3 separate regions of the Mus musculus genome follow, and regions 1 and 2 are each linked to region 3. A link is a contact called in ENCODE Hi-C or POLR2A ChIA-PET data. All regions are on one chromosome and are shown on one strand. The core of a region is the stretch at or near the end of the contact, and the rest is flanking DNA. Distances in the headings are between cores, read along the strand shown.

The links. A loop is a pair of places that touch in the nucleus more often than their neighbours do. ChIA-PET counts read pairs that join two places held with the same protein, here RNA polymerase II (POLR2A).
Region 1: a map of heart shows a loop between it and region 3 (1.9-fold over the local background). The contact joins the promoter of A230056J06Rik here to the promoter of Golm1 in region 3. A Hi-C loop is called at or near these places in 1 of 37 maps with a recorded cell type or tissue (heart). POLR2A ChIA-PET finds 5 or more read pairs at or near these places in 1 of 5 experiments (Patski).
Region 2: POLR2A ChIA-PET joins it to region 3 with 10 read pairs in Patski. The contact joins the promoter of Etohd2 here to the promoter of Golm1 in region 3. POLR2A ChIA-PET finds 5 or more read pairs at or near these places in 3 of 5 experiments (Patski and embryonic stem cell).

Annotation. Positions count from the first base shown.
Region 1 is chr13:59,583,960-59,586,830 of GRCm38, reverse strand. A230056J06Rik (RIKEN cDNA A230056J06 gene) reads left to right here and starts at 1,608. Exons shown (of 2, transcript NR_045633.1): 1 at 1,608-1,706. It overlaps Naa35 (N(alpha)-acetyltransferase 35, NatC auxiliary subunit), which reads right to left and starts at 1,498. Exons shown (of 23, transcript NM_030153.2): 1 at 1,372-1,498; 2 at 550-678. The coding sequence starts at 673.
Region 2 is chr13:59,768,585-59,771,429 of GRCm38, reverse strand. Etohd2 (ethanol decreased 2) reads right to left here and starts at 1,464. Exons shown (of 2, transcript NR_015349.3): 1 at 1,084-1,464; 2 at 1-503. Isca1 (iron-sulfur cluster assembly 1) reads left to right here and starts at 1,641. Exons shown (of 4, transcript NM_026921.4): 1 at 1,641-1,806. The coding sequence starts at 1,726.
Region 3 is chr13:59,674,285-59,677,341 of GRCm38, reverse strand. It overlaps Golm1 (golgi membrane protein 1), which reads left to right and starts at 1,558. Exons shown (of 10, transcript NM_001035122.2): 1 at 1,558-1,615.

The sequences.
Region 1 (2,871 bases), core at 359-2,858, 91 kb after region 3:
ATCATGAGAACCAGAGTTCAAACCCCAGCATAAGCCAGGATTCCTGAAAAGGCCTATAACTCCATCTCCAAGGGATCCAACGCCTTATTCTGCCATCCACATGCACTCAAGTGTGAGCACCCTCACACATATGTACAAATACAGAAAGAAAAATCTCTCTTTAAAAAAATCGCCAACATCCGTATTTAAAGTTTTACCCGATATACATTTGCTTTAGACCAAAAGTAAAAAAGCAAAGAGCAGAGTAATGTATGGTTATCAACACTGAGCCTGACATCATACTCCAGGCTTGTAATCTCAATATCCAAGAGGAGCAGGAAACTCAAGGTCATCTCCACAACAAGAACATTGTCAGCCTGGGCTACAGGACACGTTCTCAAAAACAAAACGACAAATCTGAGTAAAAAAAAAAAAAAAAAAAAAATCACAAGGTTGTCTTTCTTTTTTTTCTTATTCTTTCTTTCTTTCTTTTTTTAAGTCAAAGTTGAGAAAACCTCATGTATCCTGCCCCAGGCTTTGAACCAAAAAGCCCCCAAATTCAAAACTCACCTCGACAAGCATCTTCAAAATCCTGGGTTATGTCCACCCAGCTTGTGCTACTTTTTTCCATTTTTTCCGGGACCCCGAGCTCCCATCCCGAAGCATCGTCGTCTACAGTAGCTTTCATAACCATGATGCCTGCAAAGGGAACATTGGTGTGAGGCTGGGAATATAGCTTTGGCAGGCACAGGAGCTGCAAAACTGCCCCAAGTGTTGGGTGAAAGACTTCCAAAACTCTGCAGGCAGAACGCCTTTGAATTCTGCAAAAACAAACAAACAAAACCCAACCACCTAGCTTTGAGCAACCTGACCTCACATAAACCGGGCTGCTGCTCCCGCACTGATTCGCACTTGCCAGGACTCACAACTTCTTCCAATCCCTCCAGAGATCTTCAAGCATCCCAGCCCAAGACTACAAGTCCGGAGACGCCGGCTGTCAAGCCCGGCCTCCGGGAATCAGAGCCACCCTCAAAGCTCGGCAGCGACCGAGCATCCTTCACCTGGCGGGCTTCGCAAGACCAGGGCCTTGCCTCGCCCTGCAGGCGCCTCCGCAGAGACCCTGGCCCACCGCGGGCCGAGCGCCACTGAGACCGAGATCGAGGCGGAGACCGGTCCACGCGGGGAACCGGCAGCAGGCGGCCCTCGTCGCCCGGGCGACACGGGCACAGCCCGGCCTCCCGGCGCGCGCCCTCGGCTCCGACCCGAGGCGCGGCGAGGAACCGGCCGCCGGTGCCCACTCCCTGAGATCCGCCACGGCGGACTTCGGGGTCGTACCGGCCCCACTTGGGCCACCCCGGATACTTTCCCACGACCACCCGCGTCAAAACGCACCGTCCGCGCCACGGAGATAACGACACCGACAATACCGTCGCCGCCGCCGCCCCCTCCCCTCGCAGCCCCGCCCCGCCGGCCGCGTGCACGCATGCGTACGCCCTGGGCGCGCGCTCCCGGCTCCCGACTTTCGGGACTCCGCGCACCGACCACGCCCCCTCCCTCACCTAGGCCGCCGCATCCGGGTAGGCGCGCATCCTCTCTTCTCGCGGGATTATAGCACATCGCGAGACCGGAAACCATGCACCATTTTCCTCCCCTCCGGCCGAGACCCGGCCGTGGGCGGAACCCAGAGAGAGGCGGAGCCTGGAGTGCTTCCTGGGAAACTCTTTAAGGTGACTCAAGGGTGAAGGGGAGGGGTAGGGCTTCCGGGGAGGGGCCAGCTGCCGGCCGTATTGCTGTTTTGTGGTTGTGCAAACTGACCTTATTTATTATGTCTTGCATTCAGCGCGCAAGCACTTTGTAAAGGAAAGAAAAATAAGACATTTACATCGAGCTTGCTAGCACGTTTCTTCCAAACTCAGATGTTTTAGTTTTATCTTAATAATCCTGACATAAAGTAGATTGGGTGTGGATGTGGGTGGTGTTTGGAAAGGAACCCAGGTCCTTTAATTAATGAAAAAATAAAAATATTTAAAAAGGACACGACTGCTTCTAAGTATGGTGGAGGAGAAGGTTGAGTGTAGGTATGAAGGAGAGCATAGCCAGAGTCAGACATCCAGAAGGGTCCAGAGGGAATGTGACCCTGAGCCGGCTCACGGGAGGAGAGCAGAGAGGAGAGCGGGGAGACCAAGGGGCCAGGGGAAGGGGTAAGAGAAGAACCAGGTAACCAAAATGTCTGCGAAGGCAGCTGGGGGGCAGTGCAGCCCAGCCCCTGTGCTGGAGTAAGGGGGCCGGGTATGCCAGCCATAGCTTCTACCAGGTAGAGACTGGGATTCTAGGAGAACGTTCCGTTCCGCCTATACATGTTAAATAGGTATCTCCGTTAGCATTTGTCCCAGGGTTGAGAGCTAACACTCAGTAAGAGTACACAAGCAATCTGTCATTGGGCTGTATCCTCGGACTTCATGTTGATTGTTTAAATTTTTTAAAAATTGTTTCCCCCATGGAGTGTATTTCCTGAGGACAAGAACTTTGTTTTCGTTTAAATTGCCCTAAAAACGTAAGGCATGTAGTTAGTTCTCCTTAGAAGAGGAGAATGAGTAAAGAAATCGCACAAACTGGTTTAATGACCTTTTGAGACTCCAGAAGAAACCTAGAAAAATGTGAACAGGGTTCATCTGATTTGTTCAATATTGTGTATAAGGGCGTGACAAACACTAATTTGATAAAGATTCATGGAGGGGGCGGCTGTAGAGATGGATCATAGGTTAAGAGTGCTTCCTGTTCTTCCACAGAACTTAAGTTCCATTCCCAGGACCCACTGGAGGTAGCACAGCTACCTGTAAGTGTGGTCCAGAAGTGCACTGGCATACGGGTGCTGTACACTCAAGTAGACAC
Region 2 (2,845 bases), core at 215-2,714, 94 kb before region 3:
GGCTGGAACAGTGCCACGCCTACTGAAAAAGCGCTTAGTGTTGTTTATCCCTCTGCCCCTAGAACGGAGAAGAAATACGCAGCCAGGCCAATCTTTATACCTGGTAGTTATTTTCTACTTGGATGTTTTGTCGGTTGTTGAGGGAGAGGAGTGTACTTACCCCTAAAATTAAACAGAATTGTCATGTTTTCTTCTAGCCTTAAAAAGGTTTCCTACATTTTGATTCTTAAAAAAAATTCTGCCCAGCAGCCTGGTGTTTTTGATGGCTTATACTGATACCATTAGACAAGTGAGGCACGCTTCTCAGCGGATAAGATAGCAGGCTCGCAGCCATGGCCAAGTCAAAGCTTCCTCTGCAAGCGATCGCAGGGCCAGGGCCGATGCCCTGTTCTGTTCTAAAACAGCGGAAACTCAGAATCCAGTTTTTACAGCAGGAGTTCTGAACACCCGATCTTCACCTTCTAACAGTCTCTTGCTCACTGTGAACTGCTTTGGCAAGCTTCCTGGTAAAAGATGTAAAAGATGTGTTTTCAGTGTACAGAGAAACCCTGTCTCGAAAAACCAAAAAAAAAAAAAAAAATCAGTCTGTTTTTCTTTTGCTTCAAAGGTGGCTTCTATCTTAAGGAGAGGATATCTTCCCAAGTGGAACAAAATCCTTGCAAGAGAGAGATCAATGACCGAGTGGGGTTCACAGTTTTCAGACACTAAAAATAGAGTTGAAAACATGGTGTGCCCACTCTTTGTAAAGCTATGAAGAAAGGGTCAGAACATTTTCTTAGCTCCTGGGCAGGTCTAGGCAGAATGTACAATGTCTGTCTTACTCTGTCAGTGTTCCAGCATGGCAAAGTCCCCATTTCGGACGGGGAAACTGCCCCTTCTAGTCAGACCAGTGAGATCGCACTGGAAAAGAAAACACTTGTTCTTTCCGTCTAGACCTGAGGCCGAATCCATTTCCCTCCCTCGGCCTTCCTGGAACCATAAGGGGGCGATCAGGGGTAGCAAACCCCTCAGTACTCCCCACGCCCACCCAGTTCCCGCACGGGGCCAGCTGCTGCTCCGAGATAAAGGAGCTCCCGTTCTTACGTCATCACGGGCCGCGAAGGAAGCCGAGGCGTGGTGACAGGCGCACAGCTAATCAAATGGGACCGGCTAGCAGGAAAGGCTAGCCAAATGTGCACGGGGCCCGGGATCGGGACTCAAGAACCGATGCTAACGTAGCGCCCAGGGCGCTCGCTCTCAGAGGCTCGGATAGAGCCACCATGCCCGTGCTTCCATGCGAGGCTGGTAGCTACGTACGTGCTCAGTTTTCTTGACACAAACTGCTACACAAGAGTGACATTTCAATAACTGGAAACCTGTCGTATGGTGTCTACCCGCTTGCTTTACTATCGAAGCAGCTCCAGAGTCACAGAGCCGTGTCCCCACTTCCGGGGGGTCTGTCGTTAGTGTACGCCATACGGAAGGAGCCATCCCACTTCCGCTAGCGCAGTGACCGCGAAGCCCGCAAGGTCACAGGTCACCTCCCTTGCCTCGTCAGTGATGACGGCCAATCGGCCCGGCCCGTCACTCACCCGGACTGTCCAATGGTGGAGCGGGACGGGCGACGGGAGGCGGGGCCTGTGGCGCCTGCGCAGGAGCTTGTGGCGTCAAAGTGCCCGCCGTGTCCATGGAGAGAAGTTGAGTCCCCACGCTCCAGCCGGAGGCTGCGGGTGCCGCGACGTGGACATGTCGGCGTCGTTGGTCCGCGCCACCGTGCGGGCTGTGAGCAAGAGAAAACTGCAGCCCACGCGGGCGGCCCTCACACTGGTGAGTCACCTCGGCGTCCGCAGGGAGGTGGTGGCGGCGGCGGCCCGGGGTGCAGAGCGAGCCTGGACGCGGACTAGGGTCTCCCGGCGGGCCGCGCGCGGAGCTCGATGGGGCGGACGGGCTGTGTGCGCTGCCACCGGGCGGCCGGGGCGGAGGACGGCAGTTTGCCGCCGAGGTCACGGCGTTCCCGGAGAAAGGTCACACAGGGAACGCCGCGGCTCCGCATAACCTCCCAGGAGGCGTCAGCCCCAGAGGATCGGGACAGCGTGAGACCGGGATTCATTCGGTCCAGACGCCACCGCGGAATCCGCTCCACCCAGAGTCCTAAGAGGGGCTCTTGCCAATAGTTAGTTGAAGCAAAATAGAAGGGAGTCGTGAACAAGTGAGATAATCTGTTTATAGGATAGGTCATTGTTTGGCCCTTCAGTTTGCCCCAGTAATCACACTGCATTCTGTGTTGCTTTTCCCTCCGGGACCAGCTAGTTTTCGTCACCGCAGGTATGTCATGGATTCTAGGATTGTGCAAACTATGCTCATCTTACTGAGAATAGAGTAGAATCCTCCTACAAGTAATAAATTCCAGAAAAGTCGAGCACAGGATAGGTGGTGGTTGTTATTGTCGTTGTTTGCTTGCTTAGTTTTGTTTTGTTTTTTTTTTTAATCACCATTTGGCCTATTGCATGTTACTTGGGAAATTTCGACCCGCCCCTTCTCACACCCCCCCTCTGCCCCCGTTTCTACCTCATAAGCATACATTATCATGATCCGCTGTTTTTCATGAGAAGAAATAATTGAGTTGCCTGGCTCGCACCCTCCGTAGGCCATTCCTTCCAGGAGTAACATCTCATTTGCACAGTCCTGGCCTGTGTCGTGCTTTGTAATCTTCTGTTTCGTTATGTATAGTAGATCTCAATTCACACCCTCTGCCGCGCTGCCTAGCTCAGCTGTAGAGTCTGTGGTGTTAGGCTTGGTCCTAGAATCACCTTTCCCTGATTTTCATAGGCACAGCTGTTGGCAGGCGTCGTGGTTCGTACTTGTT
Region 3 (3,057 bases), core at 309-2,808:
CTTCGGCAGCCTTCATTGTGCCTTCTAGCAGTACAAAAACCACTTGGGGGACTTCCATTCGATTTCTCCATGTCCCGTAACCATACTGTGCAGTGCTCTATAACAGGGTCTTAAAGTTTGGTTCTGGCATGCAGTCAACAGCACTGATATTTATCCATATGGTTTCGTGGCCAAGAACCCCTCAGGAGAACACTCTGGGAAGCTGATTCTGGATTAATAACCTCAAGGTTTCAGGCACTTCCTCCACCGGTGCAGGTCTGGGTGTTTTCTAATTATAAACCACTGGGTAGGAGTGTCCTTAACAACTTCCCTCTGCTCTGAGAGTCCTGTCTAGAAAAGCTTGTCTTAGTCACCGATCTTTTTTTTTTTTTTTTTTTTTTTTTCTCGAGGCAGGGTTTCTCTGTATAGCCCTGGCTGTCTTGGAACTCACTCTGTAGACCAGACTGGCCTCGAACTCAGAAATCTGCCTGTCTCTGCCTCCCAAGTGCTGGGATTAAAGGCGTGTGCCACCATGCCCCACTGTCACCGATCTTTTGTTGTGAGGAGATACCATGACCAAGGCAACTTATAGAAGAAAGGATGTAATTGGGGGCTCATTAGTTTCAGAGAGTCAGTTCATGACCATCATGGTGGGGACCGTGTCAGTAGGCAGGCATTTGTTGGAGCTGTAGATCTTACATCTTATCCACAACCACAAGCCAGAAGGCTGGGGAGACTAGACCTGGCTTGGCTTGGGTTTGTGAAACCTCAAAGCCCGCTCCCAGTGACACACACACACACACACACACACACACACACACACACACACCTACCCCAACAAGGCCACGCCTCCTAGTCCTTCTTAAGCAGTTCATTAACCAGGAAGCAGACGTTCAAATGTATCAGGTAATGGGGTGGGGGTGGGGCATTCTAAGCCAAACAACCACAAGTTGTCTCTTGGGAAAACAAAATAGAGAACATTTTCCATCTCAGCGTTGGGATTACATGCATGATTCCAGTCACTGCTCAAGTGTTTATTGTTTATTCAAGAAATGCTCAGGGTAGAACAGGTTTCCTTACCTAGAGAGGAAAATTGGGACGCCTTGAAAGAGAGATTCTTCTACAACCCTAGCCATGCATTAAGAAAGGGAGACTTAGAAGGGCCTGAGCAAGTGGGGGCCGGAGTGAGAAAGAAAAAAAGGGGGGGGGGGCGGGGAGGCTTAAAACGTGTGATTGACACCAGTGTTCAGGGTCAGAATTTAGGACCGTGCATGGCAATAACCAATGATTGGTAAATATCGTCAGAGTTAAGAATTCGGAGGCAGAGGTCGGAAAGGCTCCGTGAGTTCGAGACCAGCCTGTTCCATACAGCGAGCTCCAGACCTGCCTGGGTTTTATAGAGAGAGCTGTCCGGAAAGACAAAATCCTGCTTCTCCGCAAGTAACCTCAGGGGTCACCATTGGCAGTGTGGCGGACAGGGAAGACTGCGGGGCGGAGAGCTGGAGGAGGAGGGCGGCGCCGAGGGGCCGGGGCCAGGGCTGCGGCTCCGCCGGAAGTGCCCGCCCGCCCGCTCGCCTGAGACGTCCTCGGCAGAGACCGCGCGGACGAGCGGACGGAGCGCCTCGCTGCCCCGCAGGTGAGCTCTCCCGTGGGATGCAGCGCGGCCACCGCCCGCGCCTCTGCTCCCGCTCCTCGCTTCTCTTCTCGGCCGCCGCCTCCTCCCCTCGCCTCCCCCGCTTCTCCGTCCCTCCCTTCCTCGTCATCTCTCTTTCCCTCTCCTCCGACTGTCTTCCCTCTCGTCCTCTCCTCCCTTTCTTTTCTCCTCCTCCTGCCCTCGTCCCGCCCCGGCAGACCCTGCAAAGTGGCCCCTGAGTCCCCCGGGTGCAGGGTCGGTCGCCAGCCACCGGCAGCTGCAGCCGGCTTTCTAGGATGCTTCTTGCCTGGGTGGAACACCCTAACAACTTTTGCTCTGTTCTGGGAGCAGTCGCTGGGATTTTGATACTCTTTTCTGCACTGTATTTAAAACCGTTAGAGGTTACTTTAAGAATGTAAAACAAGATCGGGAAACAGTCCCAGTTTTGAGGAGTTCTTCCTAGCAATTTACGAATAGTGAGGTCGGGAAAGTCTGTGTGTGGGCTAGCCGTTTTCCGCTATCATCTCAACGTGTGCTAATAACTTTTTTTCTGTTTTGACTTTCAAGACTTGAGGCTTTCTTTGTCTGGTTAGGGGGTCTCAGGGCCTTACATTTTTTTTTTCACATACCTAGGAACATTCGTTCTTCAGGAGCGGGAGTGGAGTGACGTGCACACCAGTTTGCTGAGCCGCTTAGCGCAGTGCAATGGCTGAGCGTGTATGAATGGCCATCTCTTGGGTCGCTTGGACAGTTAGTTGTATTTCCGAAGGTGAGGGCTGGAGGCCTGGGAAGCCACAAGCCTTGTCACTGGGCGTCCCAGCTATCGTTAGTCATCTTAGAGAAGCATTCAACCAAGTCCCAGCTACTGGCAAGAGTCCTTTTCCTTTGCAAAGAGAAAACCGTAGTCAGTGTGAAGACTCGTCAGGCACACGCTCCTGAAAGTGTTACTGGACAGTAAATGGAATTCTTAGGAAATGTTAAGAAAATATGTTGGGGTTTTAGGCACCAGTTCTGTCTCTTAAGGAACAATTATTACATTCTGCACATTTTTTTTGCACATTTGTACAATTTTACACATTGAAATGAATGAGTTTTGTACAATATAAAATGAAAGAAATGTTGTTTGCATGGGATCCTGGGGTGGGAGTGGGGGCAGGTGGAGGGTTGGGGTATGATACACTGTGACTTTTTTTTTTTTGGCTGTTAAACCTTGAAATCCATCTGCTTTTTAATTACTGGTGACAAGCCTAGTTACTGGTGGGGGTTGGGAAGGATTCGCATTTGTTTGCTTTCAGGGTTAGGGCACAAAGAGCAGTGAGCTCTTTGTGTTTCCCCGCCACTTCCAGCAGGGAGGGCCTGCCAGTGTCCTGTGAAAGAACCCGAAGTAGTAGAGATGGAACCTAGGAATTGGCCTCTGTGAGTCAGTTGGAGGACAGAGGGAGGGA